2 separate regions of the Homo sapiens genome follow, and region 1 is linked to region 2. Evidence: chromatin contacts called from ENCODE Hi-C data. All regions are on one chromosome and are shown on one strand. The core of a region is the stretch at or near the end of the contact, and the rest is flanking DNA. Distances in the headings are between cores, read along the strand shown.

What was found. Hi-C counts contacts between places; a loop is a spot of excess contacts on that map. Pooled maps may share reads with other maps.
Region 1: a loop to region 2 is called in a pooled map, with 2.9 times the contacts of the local background. The contact joins the enhancer-like site here to the promoter of PTPRC-AS1 in region 2. A Hi-C loop is called at or near these places in 2 of 37 single-sample maps with no recorded cell type and 4 of 50 pooled maps.

What each region holds. Positions count from the first base shown.
Region 1 is chr1:200,859,288-200,865,901 of GRCh38, forward strand. CAMSAP2 (calmodulin regulated spectrin associated protein family member 2) reads left to right here. Exons shown (of 17, transcript NM_203459.4): 17 at 1-1,417. It also overlaps the pseudogene RPL34P6. Among named protein-coding and RNA genes, the nearest start is that of GPR25, 10 kb to the right of the region's middle. Within about 2 kb of position 3,549, at least 5 of the 41 ENCODE cell types and tissues checked have a DNase peak (open chromatin) inside an H3K27ac peak, as active enhancers do.
Region 2 is chr1:198,662,369-198,669,740 of GRCh38, forward strand. It overlaps PTPRC-AS1 (PTPRC antisense RNA 1), which reads right to left and starts at 4,774. Exons shown (of 3, transcript NR_199042.1): 1 at 4,631-4,774. The region is part of intron 2 of PTPRC (protein tyrosine phosphatase receptor type C); the gene reads left to right. RefSeq lists an enhancer at 6,396-7,372.

The DNA.
Region 1 (6,614 bases), core at 2,299-4,798, 2.2 Mb after region 2:
ACTAGCGGGGGAAGACAGTATTGTATCATAAATGAGATGCGTAGTTTGTTTTCTTTCATGGGAAGTAGAGATAAAAATATATACATTTCTCTAATTGAGTTGTTTAGAGAAAGAACTAATGTCTCATATGATGTATTTACTTATTTTAAAAAAAAGAATAGGAATGAGATGTCCCTGAGCTGTACTTTTCTATTATTATAAGGCCTTTAGGCATCAGTGCATCTGGGTTATCAACATTTTCTCAAATGCTGTCAATATTTTACTGTAATTTATGTTCTTATATTTATGTATATTTGTTAAAACTGTAAAAAAATTTCACAGATTTTTTTCCAATACCTGTGCAAGATACATGTGTAGCTCAAAACTATTTGTGATCTACTGTTTGCATGTAAGAGACCAGGATATGTAACTCTTATATTTTAAGTGTATACATATTGTGTATATAACATATGGATATTAAAAATGGGGAATTGCACATTTTACCTTTTGGACAGTAATTTCTATCACAGTTAGAAGGAAATGATAGTCAAATACACGTTTAGATTAAAACTAGTTTAAAAAATTATAAATGAATCTAATCAAAATGTGAATAGTAGTCAAAAGGATAATTTAATAAGCATTTTACGTTACTAAATTTGTTCATTTCAATATTAACTAAATTTCCCTCATCAAAGCAATCTTTGTGATATTACTTCGCTATTAAATAAAGAAAATTGGATGCAAGACAATGGAGAAACTTTAAAACTAAACAGGACCACCCTTTATTCTTAAATTTGTGTGTGTCCAACAGTTGAATTGAATGTCTATAAGGTCTAAAGGTAGAATGTGAATATTGCCACAGAGTTCATTGCTCTCAGTATAAGATTTTACTTTATTAATGCAGAAGGAATATGGATATATTTCTTTAAGTCTGCAGATTTTTTTATTATGGTGCAGCTTTTTTTTAATTATGTTTTTAAAATTATACAGTTGAAAAATATGCCATTTCATAAAGTCTGAGGATTTTCGTCAACCTTACTGAAACACACTGGTGCTTTCATCATCAGAGGTCAAATTATTATGATAACTATTCCATTAAGTTTGCCAAACATTTGTCGTGGTTACCAGTGCAGCCTGTCAAATTCTGCTATTTGACACAGCTTTGGAAAGATTTAGTTCTTGGTTTTTCCGTTTTGTATTAGAATGACTGTTACAGTTTTATTTGGCTGTTTAAAGCCAAATTCAGCTATTTAATTATGGTTTCATGGACACTGTTGAGCAATGTACAGTGTATGGTGTGCTTACCTGTCCACTCTAGAGCATTGCTTACAGGTTTTTTGTTTTTTAAGATGCTGTGCTGTAAAATACTGTCATACTTGCTATTTCCTGGTACAGTGTAGTTTTTCCCCTTTCATTTGAATAAAAGCATGGCACCAAATGACTCCTTTTCTGTTTCTTGAATAAAATGTAGTTTTTGGTAAAATTATTTGAACTTGAGATAACTCATACAGTTTTTCTATCCCCTAACCTATGTTTAAATTTAATAACTTGAATATTCATAACAGGCAACTTGAAATAATTAGCCTTTTAAAAATACTAACTTAGGGCAATGTTAAAAAGTCGGTAACTTTCTATGCTTAGCACAGACGGTCTACATAGTATGATTTATAAATGTGCTTATCTTATGTTAATCTTGCTCATACTAATTCACTATCTTTTGGTGAATTGATAGTTATATTGTACCAGAACTAGTGCTCTATGTCTTTGAAACTGAATGGCCAGTGAACTCACTGATCTGGAGTAGCCATGAGAAGCTAGTTCTTGACCATTATTTTGTAAGTTTCACTTTGATTTTGCTGATTCTACTTACTCAGAACAGAGTAAAGAAAAAGGTGTTTTTTAAGAAAAAAGAGATCTGATAACAAAACTATAAAATAATCGTCATGCCTAATTATATACCTGAAGAAATATCTGGTTAGTAGACATAAATGTGGTTTTCTAGCTTGGGACCTTTTTGATAGGTTCTGTAACTTCAGAGCACAGCTATATTTCCACAATATTTCCAGTACTTTAATTTTCAGAAATAAAAATATTTAACCCGGCCGGGCGCGGTGGCTCACGCCTGTAATCCCAGCACTTTGGGAGGCCGAAGTGGGCGGATCACGAGGTCAGGGGATCGAGACCATCCTGGCTAACATGGTGAAACCCCGTCTCTACTAAAAATACAAAAAAAATTAGCCAGGCCTGGTAGCGGGCACCTGTAGTCACAGCTACTTGGGAGGCTGAGACAGGAGAATGGCATGAACCCGGGAGGCAGAGCTTGCAGTGAGCCGAGATTGCACCACTGCACTCCAGCCTGGGCGACAGAGCGAGACTCCGTCTCAAAAAAAAAAAAAAAAAAAACCCTAAGACCCAGGCAACATTAGAAAAATGTACACAATGCCAGGTATGGTGGTGGCTCATGCCTATAATCCCAGCACTTCGGGAGGCCAAGGCAGGCAGATCACTTGAGGTCAGGAGTTTTGAGACCAGCCTGGCCAACACGGCGAAACCCTGTCTCTACTAAAAAATAAAAATTAGCCAGGCATGGTGGCATACGCCTGTAATCCCAGGTACTCAGGAACATGAGGCAGAAAAATTGCTTGAACCCAGGAGGCGGAGGTTGCTGTGAGCCAAGATCGCACCTCTGCAGTCCAGCCTGGGTGACAGAGTGAGGCTGTGTCTCAAAAAAAAAAAAAAAAAAAAAAAAAGTGTACACAAACCCTAGAGCCCCCACACAATAAGAATGTGTTGCCTTATGACTGAAATTGATACTTCTTAACTAGGGCAGAGGAAAATATTCTGTAGTGAATAGGAACAAACACCTTTATTTCATGATCTGTCTACACAGAAAGATGATAATAAAATTCAGCAAAGGAAATGTAGCTGTAATGTTATGACCTAGGAATTGGCTATTGGAGAAACACATCTATAAAATGAGTGTGAAATTCTGTCGTCCCTTAGAAGTATATAGATGCTTAAGAAATAGGTATCTTCTCAAAAGAAACAAATGAGATATTAATGATTTTGCCTAATTTGATGGGGGTGGGGGAAGTACACAGATTGGTATGTCAGAGTTGCTCTTCAAATAAGGAGATCTAGAATCTAGTTTCAGTCACTTCCTTTTTGCCCCTGTGGGCATGTAGGTCTTCTAGCAACTCAAGGCCACATGCTTAGACAACACAGATTAGTTTTGTACATGTGTTTAAATCACTGTGGTGATATGTGTCACAACAACAGCTAAAATCAGATAACTTTATTCCATCTACAGTGGCTTATTTATGTCAGGAAAATAGGGGGCAATTATTTTCCATCAAAGAGGTGAAAAGCAAATTAAGAAATGTTTTAAGACCCACTAAGGTTTTTTTTTTTTTTTTTTTTTGGGGACACATTAAGCAAAGCCACCATGGTACCTTAGGCTACTAATGCATTTGATTCTTCTTAACCCCAACCTGTTGTTTTAGGTGATTGAACCTGTGATTCAGCCTTCAGTAGGTGTTAGAGGCATCCAACACAGGTGGCAAGTATCGTCTACAGCACCTCTACTTCACAGTTACATTCAGCTGCTGTGATTCCTGGCCGACCCTATTATTCATACTTCAGGGTTTGTGTGTTTATATAGAAAAGGAAATGTGGCTCTCAACCCGAGATCGCGCTGCTGCACTTCAACCTGGGTGACAGAGTGAGACTCAGTCTCAAAAAAAAAAAAAATTGCTTTATAATTTAAAAGATTCTTTGCTTTGCTTTCTCTTTTAACTTACTGCTGCCTGGGAGGAGGTGAGCATTTACGTCTCCATTCTACAGATGAGGAAGATGAGGCTTTAAAAGGTTAGTAGCTGTCCCAGGGACTCAAAGCTAGTAAGTGACAGCATTACAAGTGGCACCTAAGCCTTCTGGTTTCAAATCCCCTTACTGTGCCATATGGTACAGTTTCCCACTGCGTTGTACATGTTGTGGAATAAGAATAAGGCTCACAGCTGTTACTAGTTAATAACGTATTCACCATTGGTAGAAAACTCAGAACTTGTGGTTAAAGTGGATTTTGTTCTCTTGCCCAAGACTGTTAACCATCATCAACACAACAGCTAAAATCAGCCTGTTACGCTCACCTGCTGTTTAATATCTAGATTCATAAAGATGAGAGAATGGAAAAACTGCAAAAGTGGTGAAAACAAATTCTGATAATAGGTTAATCAGAATTATCTAGGAAACAGTTATTAGATGAAAGGGGCTAGGTAGGTCACAAAGGTAAGTTCTCTTCCATCAAGGAACTCTTGAAGTGGATGCCATTAGACCTTTACAAACAACGGATATACCGTGTGCTGTATTAGAGGTATGGAACCGAAAGTAAAGGACAGATGCGCCCTTGTCTTGTCAACAGTAAGAGCCTCTTGTCCATCAAGAGAATTCATGTACTTTATAGGGTACTAACTCTACTAAAACTAACTCTATAAAGAACTTAAGACTGCTCTTCCTGGGGAACTTGTCTACAGGCACTCAGAATGGTCCAGCATTTGACATACTGTCATAGGCTTTCCTACAATACAGCCTCTAACAAAACTACGCGAACCCCTGGTAATAGAATTGTTTACCTTTATACCAAGAAGGTTGGGAAAGCATCAAAATCTGCGTGTGGCGTGTGCCCAGGCAGACTTTGAAGGGTTTGTGCTGTAAGACCTAAAGTTCTTATGAGGTTGTCCAAAACAAAGAAACATGTCAGCAGGGCCTATGTTGGTTCCATGTGTGCTAAATGTGTTTGTGACAGGATCAAGCGTGCTTTCCTTATCAAGGAGCAGAAAATTGTTGTGAAAGTGTTGAAGGCACAAGCAGAGTCAGAAAGCTAAATAAAAAATGAAGCTTTTTTGAGTAATAAAAATGAAAAGACTTGCTGTATGGAAAAAAAAAAAGACTATCTTACGTTGTCAGCCAACAGGATACCACATTAATTCTTTAAATACTGAATTTTGCCGGGCGCGGTGGCTCACGCCTGTAATCCCAGCACTTTGGGAGGCTGAGGCGGGCAGATCACGAGGTCAGGAGATCGAGACCATCCTGGTTAACACGGTGAAACCCCGTCTCTACTAAAAATACAAAACTTTAGCCGGGTGTGGTGGCGGGCTCCTGTAGTCCTAGCTACTCAGGAGGCTGAGGCAGAAGAATGGCGTCAACCCAGGAGGCGGAGCTTGCAGCTAGCTGAGATCGCTCTGCTGCACTCCAGCCTGGGCAACAGAGCGAGACTCCATCTCTAAAAAAATAAATAAATAGTGAATTTTGAATTGCAGAGACATCAGTTCTGTTGATAGGGCCTTGAGGTCCTCATTTATGATGAGAACAAAACTAACTAAACTGCATCCTCTTTCTTAGCCAGAGGCTAAGTACAGATATTTTTGTATACATTACGAAATGAGTTTGTACTTGGATTCTTTATCCTTATAGTCTCAACACAATCGGTATTCAATAAATATTCGTCAAATGAATACATGAAGGGAGGACTATGCAGTCCTGGCCCAAAATTCAAAATCAAATTCAAAACATGTTCTGATTTCTTCTAGGTCACCCTTCATTTCTTACTATAGATATTTTTGCCCCCAAAATACAAACCCAAAGTTGGCTTTTCTGCTCTGACTCCCCCTGGTTCATGCCATTTCAAAGGACCCAGGTGCAGCTTGAAAATCTGACCTATTGGTCACCGTGACACAATGATGTACTGTTCCTTTTTACCTCTCTCCAGCTCCTCTCACAAATTATGGGCCAGTCTCAAGGCTCAGTTATTCATGTTCTGCTGTCTCCACTCTTTCCAAGAAGGGCTTCAATATCAGCTTTGACTGACACCTCCATTCAGAATCTACATCTCCAGCCCTGAAAGCTTCCTCTGGGCCCACTCATGCATCTAACTGCCATCTCAACATTTTCACCTGGGAGTTCCAAAGTCATCCTCAACTTAATCTGTTTAAAAACCAAAAGTCAACCTGATTTTACAACTTCCTTATAAAAGCAACTCTCCTTCCTGAAAGCCAGCCACCAAGACTGAAAGGTCTTATCCCTTGTCTAACACAGAAGACAGCCTCATGCACAGACAGCCACCAAATCCTATCAAATATTTTTACTTTGAAACTGCTCCTCATCCCTGCTGCCACCAGCTTCAAGTCCAGGCACCAAAAGCTTATGCCTAACTGCAAGAACCTTCAAGTGGTCTTACCCTAATTCGATTTCACCCTCCAAAGTGTCTTGCAAAATCTAACTTTCTTAGACTTATCTTAAAAGTTCAACATTGTTTTTATTTTGAATTGCGGGGAGGATGGGGGTGGGGTGTTGAGGTGGTGGTAATCTGTTCAGTGCTTGGAACCACTAAAGGTCTTGATCCTGTTTTTCAGGCGGCTCCTATACACAGACCTTTTTCTTCAGAAAAGCTGACCTGCTTCAATCTTGATAGAAGTCAGGATATCACAATCTGCCTTATATCAAAGTTATTTGTACATTATAGCTAATCTCCAATAATGTGTAAGCTTCCTGTAAGGATGCACCATGTCACATTCTTTGTATCTGTTACATTACCCAATAACAGTGCTTGCCCCACAGTAAGAAGGGGCTGTTTA
Region 2 (7,372 bases), core at 3,524-6,023:
TAATAAGAGGCAGAGCCAATGTTTGATCTGAACAACTTGATTCTAGGATCATTTTGGCTGGGAATTTTCTGAGAGCTGTGTGTGTGTGTGTGTGTGTGTGTGTGTGTGTGAGAGTGTGTGTGTATAAACATGAGACCATATTAGTATATACACAAATGTCAATATATATTTTAAACTGGAATGTTTTAATAGAGTGGCTTATATGATAGAAATAAGAGAAATAGAGGAGGATGGAAAGGGACAAAAAAAGGGAAAAGTAATTAGGAATATTGAAAAACCTAAAATGTAGTTCTCTCCATATTCTGGATACTCCTGCCTTTTTCTTCCACTTTCCACACATTGACCAGTATTCCTTTCTCCTTTCCTAAAATAGTTTTACAGATACTATAGATACCCTTAGCTATTTGACAGTTATGTTTCTGTTCTTTTAACATGTCTGCTTCTATAACTGTCACACTTAAATGTTTTCATAGGAATCATGAAAACTATAGTTTTTCCTCCAACGTAAGGATCTCATATCACGCTTTCATTCTGAACTAACCATTCCCTCTCTGCAGTTGATGTAACTGTGCCATGTGACCATTGTACACATGTGGGAGGGAGGAGCTGAATTACGCCTGACCCCTGGCCAGAGCAAGAGCTACTGGCCAAAGGGGAGATTGAGCATCTGTGTTGTACTTCCCACGTCTCTTCACCTAGGAAGTGCAATAGATTTCTGACGAGTCTATGATTACCCACTGATGAATAAAGACAATCTCCCTGCACAATTGCACTGCAGGCAAGACTGAACTTATGACCACCACTTCTGTGTAATTTTGAATTTCTTAGACCTGAACCCTGCTGAGTACACCTGCTTCCCTCTATTCCTTGCTGAAGTTCATTCTTTTCAGTGCGTTAATGGAGCCAAACCAAGCTGGTGGTGGTAACAATTTGAATAATAATAGTCTTTAACTTTTTATCTTTTGAAAAATAGAATTCTCAGGAGCACTTTTAGCTATAAGATTCCTTCATCCAATTAAATAAGCTTTAAGCTTCATGAAAAGTGTAAAAGGGCACAGGTGCATTTGTGGAAATAGAAGGAAGCAATCTTGAGCCTGAATACATTGAGGTACTGGCAAGCTTCTGGAAGTAGTTGAAGAAGACTTCAGTTAGAAGCTTGGTCAAATGGACAAAGCCCTGACCTGGACATTGGAGACCTGTAGCCACCTTCTGAATCCACAGCTGACCTAGTGGCCTTGATATATAATATTGATTGCAGGATAGTTTTGTGATGGTTAAGATTGCAGGCTTTAATAACTAGATTTCTTGGATTTAAATCCCAACTCTGCCACTTACTGCTTTTCTCTGGGAAGAGTGATTAACCGCTTTGTGCCTCAGTTTCCTTATCTTTAAATGAAAATAATTTGAGTGCATACCTCACAGGTACTAAAGAATAAATGATTGGAAAATAAACATTATTGAATATATGTTAGTAATTATTATTTTCATTGTTATGCTATTATTATTTTTATTATTAATGTATGACATCATGTTACCTGCCTAACAACAGAGTATTGAGACAAAAGCAAAATATTTTTTCTATATTAATAATCATAATAAACACCACTAATGTTTCCAAACTATACTTTTTTTTAACCCTACATGCCTTTAGTTCATGGAAAGAAAAGTATGTTAAAGATGCTATGGGGGTGAAGAGAATGATAAATATTATTATTTAAGACAATGTTTGCTATAATTTTTATATATCAAATAAGTTTATATGTTCTCAGAAAATTGGTCTTTGAATAATTGAGGACAGTGTGGGTTTTTATTCTGTTTCTGGAAGGCGGTGCCTGTGGCTGTGAGAAATAAGGAACAGACCATCTTCCCACATTTGAGAGGGAACTATACAAAAATGGGAAAATATTTGTTTTAAATATCTTTTGGATGTGAATTTTGTCATAATTGCAAACTGTTTTGGCAGCAAAACGAATTATTTCGGTAGCAAGAAGAGACTTAACGATGCTATGTGGGAGAAAAACTAAGTCCCTACTATCTTTCTGAGAGCACGTCTCAGAGGACATGATGTGATCCTGTAAGTTTGTAGCAATCTTATTGTGCCCCAGTGCAGACACTCCTTCCTACTTCCCTGTAGAAAACAGAACTGTTTTTTTAAAATTCTTTCTCAACTACCATTTTTAATAGTCATGTTACTTGATGACAAAATCTGATACAGTGGCCTTTAATACTATATAGTGAATGATTTTTGAAAATTTGGAAAACTCTAACCGAAATATACCAGGAACTGCTCTCCTCTTCATCTCAGATGTCTACTTCCTCTTCAGACCTGTGTGTGAAGCTCTAGAATAGGCTGTTTGGGAAGACTACAAAATCTCCTCTCCGAGGTCCCTTATAACCCTGATAGTTGCTAGATTTGAAATCAAGGATTTATTCTCCCCCTGCCCTGAGCCTCTCCCTTATGTCCACATAGGCTCTAGCATTGGAAGAAATATTTTAAGATCTCTTTCTTTTTGACTTTGTGATACTCCCATATTAAAAATGGCTTATGACAGGAAAAGGACAAATATGCTATATTTTTTCCCTTAAGGCTAATGTTCTCGGGACTACCATGAAAAATCCAGGTATCCTAATCTGGAGGGTTACCCTTTGGATCTGAATGGGATTGGAGTCAGTACAAGGGGTGGGGAGTGTTTTTAGAACATCCCGGCAGCATTTTTTTTTTTTTTTTTTTTTTTTTTTGAGACGGAGTCTCGCTCTGTCGCCCAGGCTGGAGTGCAGTGGTGCAATCGCGGCTCACTGCAAGCTCCGCCTCCCGGGTTCACGCCATTCTCCTGCCTCAGCCTCCCGAGTAGGGGGGACTACAGGCGCCCGCCGCCACGCCTGGCTAATTTTTCTTTTTTTTTTTTTGTATTCTTAGTAGAGACGGGGTTTCACCGCCCTGCTGCCTTTTAAAGCAATTTAATACATGAGTTAAATATCATATTTTAAAAATAGATTTTATTTTTTATTATAATTTTGATGAATGCATTTTTGTCAAAGTTGTCAAAGTCAAGAAGTCATTATTGAGACCCTGAGGGTAAGGCAGGAGCCAAGTGAGAACAAGCAGATGTCAAAGATGGTGAAAAACTAGAACAGCCAGGTCCCCCAGGCATATACAGAGAAGTTTTGCAATGGCAGGTCCCCGTGGTTGTCTGACCCAGACTTCCACCTTGAGGTAACTGGGGTAACTATAACGATATTTTCATCCTGATCTCTTCATGCAGTTATATGTTTCCAAGAACAGATAAACTGTGAACTTAATACAAGTGTCTCCTTTCCTTGGATTCTCACCATCTGGGTGGTAAACATGACAGAAACATTCAAGTATGTTCAATGTAGTACATGGTAACAAATGCTTTAGCACAGACTAGGGAGCATGTCTGGCAACATGTTGGCAAATAATTAAATTGGCACATTCAGGATAAAATGAGAACATGGAAAAACAGAATATGATTCTCTTTCCAGCCCTGGAAAGACATCCCAAGTGTACGTATTGTTTATATTATGTTATTAGTATATCTTTACCAGCAAAGGGCAGGTCATCATCATTCAATATGCTCAAATACTCACATTTAAAGACATAGGCACTTTGAGAGGCCAAGGGGGGAGAATCACTTGAGCCTAAGAGTTCAAGACCGGCCTGGGCAACATGGCAAATCCCATCTCTACAAAAAATACAAAAATTAGCTGGGTATAGTGCCTGTGGTCCCAGCTACTTGAGAGGCTGAGGTGAAAAGATTGTTTGAGTCGAGGAAATGGATGCTGCAGTGAGCCATGGTCACACCACTGCACTCCAGCATTCTAGCCTGGGCAACAGAGCAAGACCCTGTCTCAAAAAAAAAAAAAAAAAAAAGAGAGATGTAGGGAGCATTGTGGACATCTATTCATGGAGGGTTAAACAATAGAATTAGACAACCATGTGTATGTGTGGAATCATGTGTTTTTTCCACACATGTAGGAAGGAGAAGGTAGGAACAATGAAAAGATTCTTTTAGTGATCATAGTGGCTCCAAAACAGATGCTTTGGTATATGTAATACCCATTTATCTTATAAAGAAAATAAAGAAATAATAAAAGCATTTGCTAACCATGTTAGATGCTATAGTAAATGTAAAAATAAAGGGTCTGTTAATCTATTAACTGAGCTTAATATATGATGTGATATAACAGCAGCCTTCAAATATGCGGAGGGCTATAACAGAGATCATGATGAACAGACTTTTATTCTGGCTTAGAAAGACTAGACACAGAAATTAAAGGCATAAATTACTCTACAAGCAAAGCAATCTTAACATAACACTCCTTTCAAGGTAGACTATGAATATTTCCACCAATAATATATTTATTAAAATAGATTCCTTTTCATTTGTCTTTTTAAGTTAAACATAATCTTGCTTGAATGAGGATGAGTATAAGATACCTCAGTCATGACCTTGTAGATCACTGCATCAGCCAGCTTTGTATTCAGCTATCAAACAAAATAAAATGTGATCACTAGTGGTTCAAATACATTGGAGTTCTACAACTAAAGATCTAAAGGAATGAAATCCATGACTAGTACAAAGACATAATAATGCCCTAAGCAACTTACGATATTTTGATGTTTCTTTTCTGACACCCCATTCGATAGGCTTTTGTCTTCATGCTCAGCATCTCCTATCTCATTTGGGATGCTATGCGTCCACACCTTTCATCACATTCCAGCAAAAAGAAAGGGAAGGCAAAGTGGTAATATATTTTTCCTAGTGAGGTTTTGCCTCTTTATTCAGGGATGGAAACCTTCCCCAGAAGCTTTTGTCTACACTTATTGGCCAGAAATTTAACATATAACCATTCATTGCTGTCAGAGGTGGGAAGGAGTCCCTGAGAAAGAAATTATTCTTGTTTTCCAGCCTCTATTGTAGCATTTAACAAGGAAGAATGGGATTATGAATAGCTTTGGAATGTTTATCATGTCTTCTAGTTGCCATAGCTCATAGTCATTTTATATGATTGAATCTATATTAGGCCTTTTATCTGACAAGTTTCCCAATGTACAAAGACTGAAAAAAAATAATTTTCCTCAGATGGGAATAAAGAATGTCAACTGGTCTGGCCAAGTGAGTTTGGAAAGCTAAGATTTAGCCTTGGGTGCATTATTGATGGACAATAAAGGAGTAGGTGGCACTCATCCATTCATTCAGTTATTCTAGCTGTGCTATTGAATACTTGCTAACTGCAAAGCACAGAGCTAGATCCTAGTAAGAATATAGAAAAGAAAGTCACAGTCTCTGCCTTGAAAACATATTTATTTTATTTCTAGGACAAGACATCTACACATATACAAACTGTCAATTCATAACATGTCATGGAAACATAAAAGAAGGTATCAGTGAAAGTGGAGTGTTTAAGGAAATTTCCATGCAGTTGATAGAATTTTAATCCTATAATTTCAATAGGTAGTAGCTGTGTCTCAGGCATTCTAGGCAGTGCACAGCAAGAGAAAAGATTGAGATAAAGATAAAAACTGGAAAGAAGTAGGCAATCAGTCATATTTCTGCAAAGCAATGTTAGAAAATTGCATGTGTTAGCTTGTATACACAACTTAGCTTACAATGTTAGCTTGTAGCTAACTGAATACAGATGTGAGAGTTAAAATATACTCTCCTAACAGTAGAATAATGATTGTTAGAGTGGCAGGGATGATCTTATAGAAATAAACATTGGACAACCAGCAAAAACAGTGAAAGCCAGCCATATGGCTATCTGGAGGAAGAGCATTCCAGCTACTCAAATCCAAAGTGGTATCATGGTGTGATGTCTTTTTTTTTATTTTTGTTTTAGAGACAGGGTCTCACTATATTCCCCAGGCTGGTTTCAAACTCCTGAGCTCCTGTGATTCTCCTGCCTCAGCCTCCTGAGTATAGTCACATGCCACCATGCCCAGCTAAGTTATATATAAACATAAGCACAGAGTAACATGGTAGCAAAAAATAATGTCACCCAAATTAGGGTTTTGAAGACAATACAGGAGTTAGATAGATAAAGAAGAGAGGGAAGGGCATAACACAAAGGAACAGGAAGTATTAAAATGTGCGTGTTATGGACTTGCATACAAATTGAGTGCTTTAATTTTGCCAAGCATCTTTCATAACACTATAAGGAATTAACAGTATGAGATAGCATAAGTAAGGGGGCCTGAGAACTTACATAAACACCCTTGGTACATGGAAAGTAAATATAAAATGGTGCTGATAATTCTAATTACATAGTTTATAGAAAAGATACATGACCAAGCTTGAAGCAAGAATGATTGATAAGGAATTAGGTAGGTTCTGTATAAGGAAAGGTGATTTCAGATCCCAAAAGGGCATGGCTGAATGTTTAGCCTTTCAGAGTTGGGGAATCCATTTCTTCCTGTGGAAGGATTAGTCTTTAGGTGAATAGATATGTATCGAAGGGAAATTAAGAGAGCATAAGAAAACCCCACTTTACCTGCCATCTATCCATGGAAGCAGCAATAAGACCACCTGAGAGCTATGGTACAATTAAATTGAAGATATTTGAACACATAAAGTAGGTGTAATGTAACATATAGGCTCAAACATTTGAAAGTGATGATATTTGGTCATTGCTGGCCTACAAAAGAAATGATTTTATGTGATTCAGTCTAATGGTAATAGTTACAAAGGATTGACTTCTTCGCAAATAAAATGGTTGAAATAGTACCCAAAACTAGCAGATTGGGCAAAAATTACAAAGAAATATCTAAGTGGTTGCATAGTAACCACAAAAATGAACACACTTATTTTCAGAGTTCAAACCGTGGTAGATTTGAGAGTATGTTTGGAAATGACTAATGCTTAGTGTTGTTTACCCTGTCACCACATTCCTGCATAAGGCTCTTTATCTCTGACTGGTCATGCTCACATCTGTTTTCTGCCAGCCTTTTCTGGTGCCCGCAGGCACCCACCTGCACCCAATGTCCTCCTTTTATGCTTTCTGGCCTCCTTTCATGTACTGTGTGGTCCACCATACTACCTAATCTGCTATATACTCACAAAACTATTTACTTCTTTTGAAAAAAATGTATTATTAGATTTAAATATATGTATTTATATTTCCCTTCACTTTTTAAAGTTTTCACTTTATTTTTATACTATGTTTTAAGCTTCCCTAATATCCCACTGCTGAATCCCACCGACATGGAATCCACGGCATGGTGAATCCCTGACTTACCCATTCCTACTAGAAGTAGAGCCAGAATCTAATCCAGACCTCCTGCCAGCCACTCCCAGACCCCTTCTTTCCCCCAAAGAAAATGAAGAACATATTTTTTGTGCAAAGAGATACA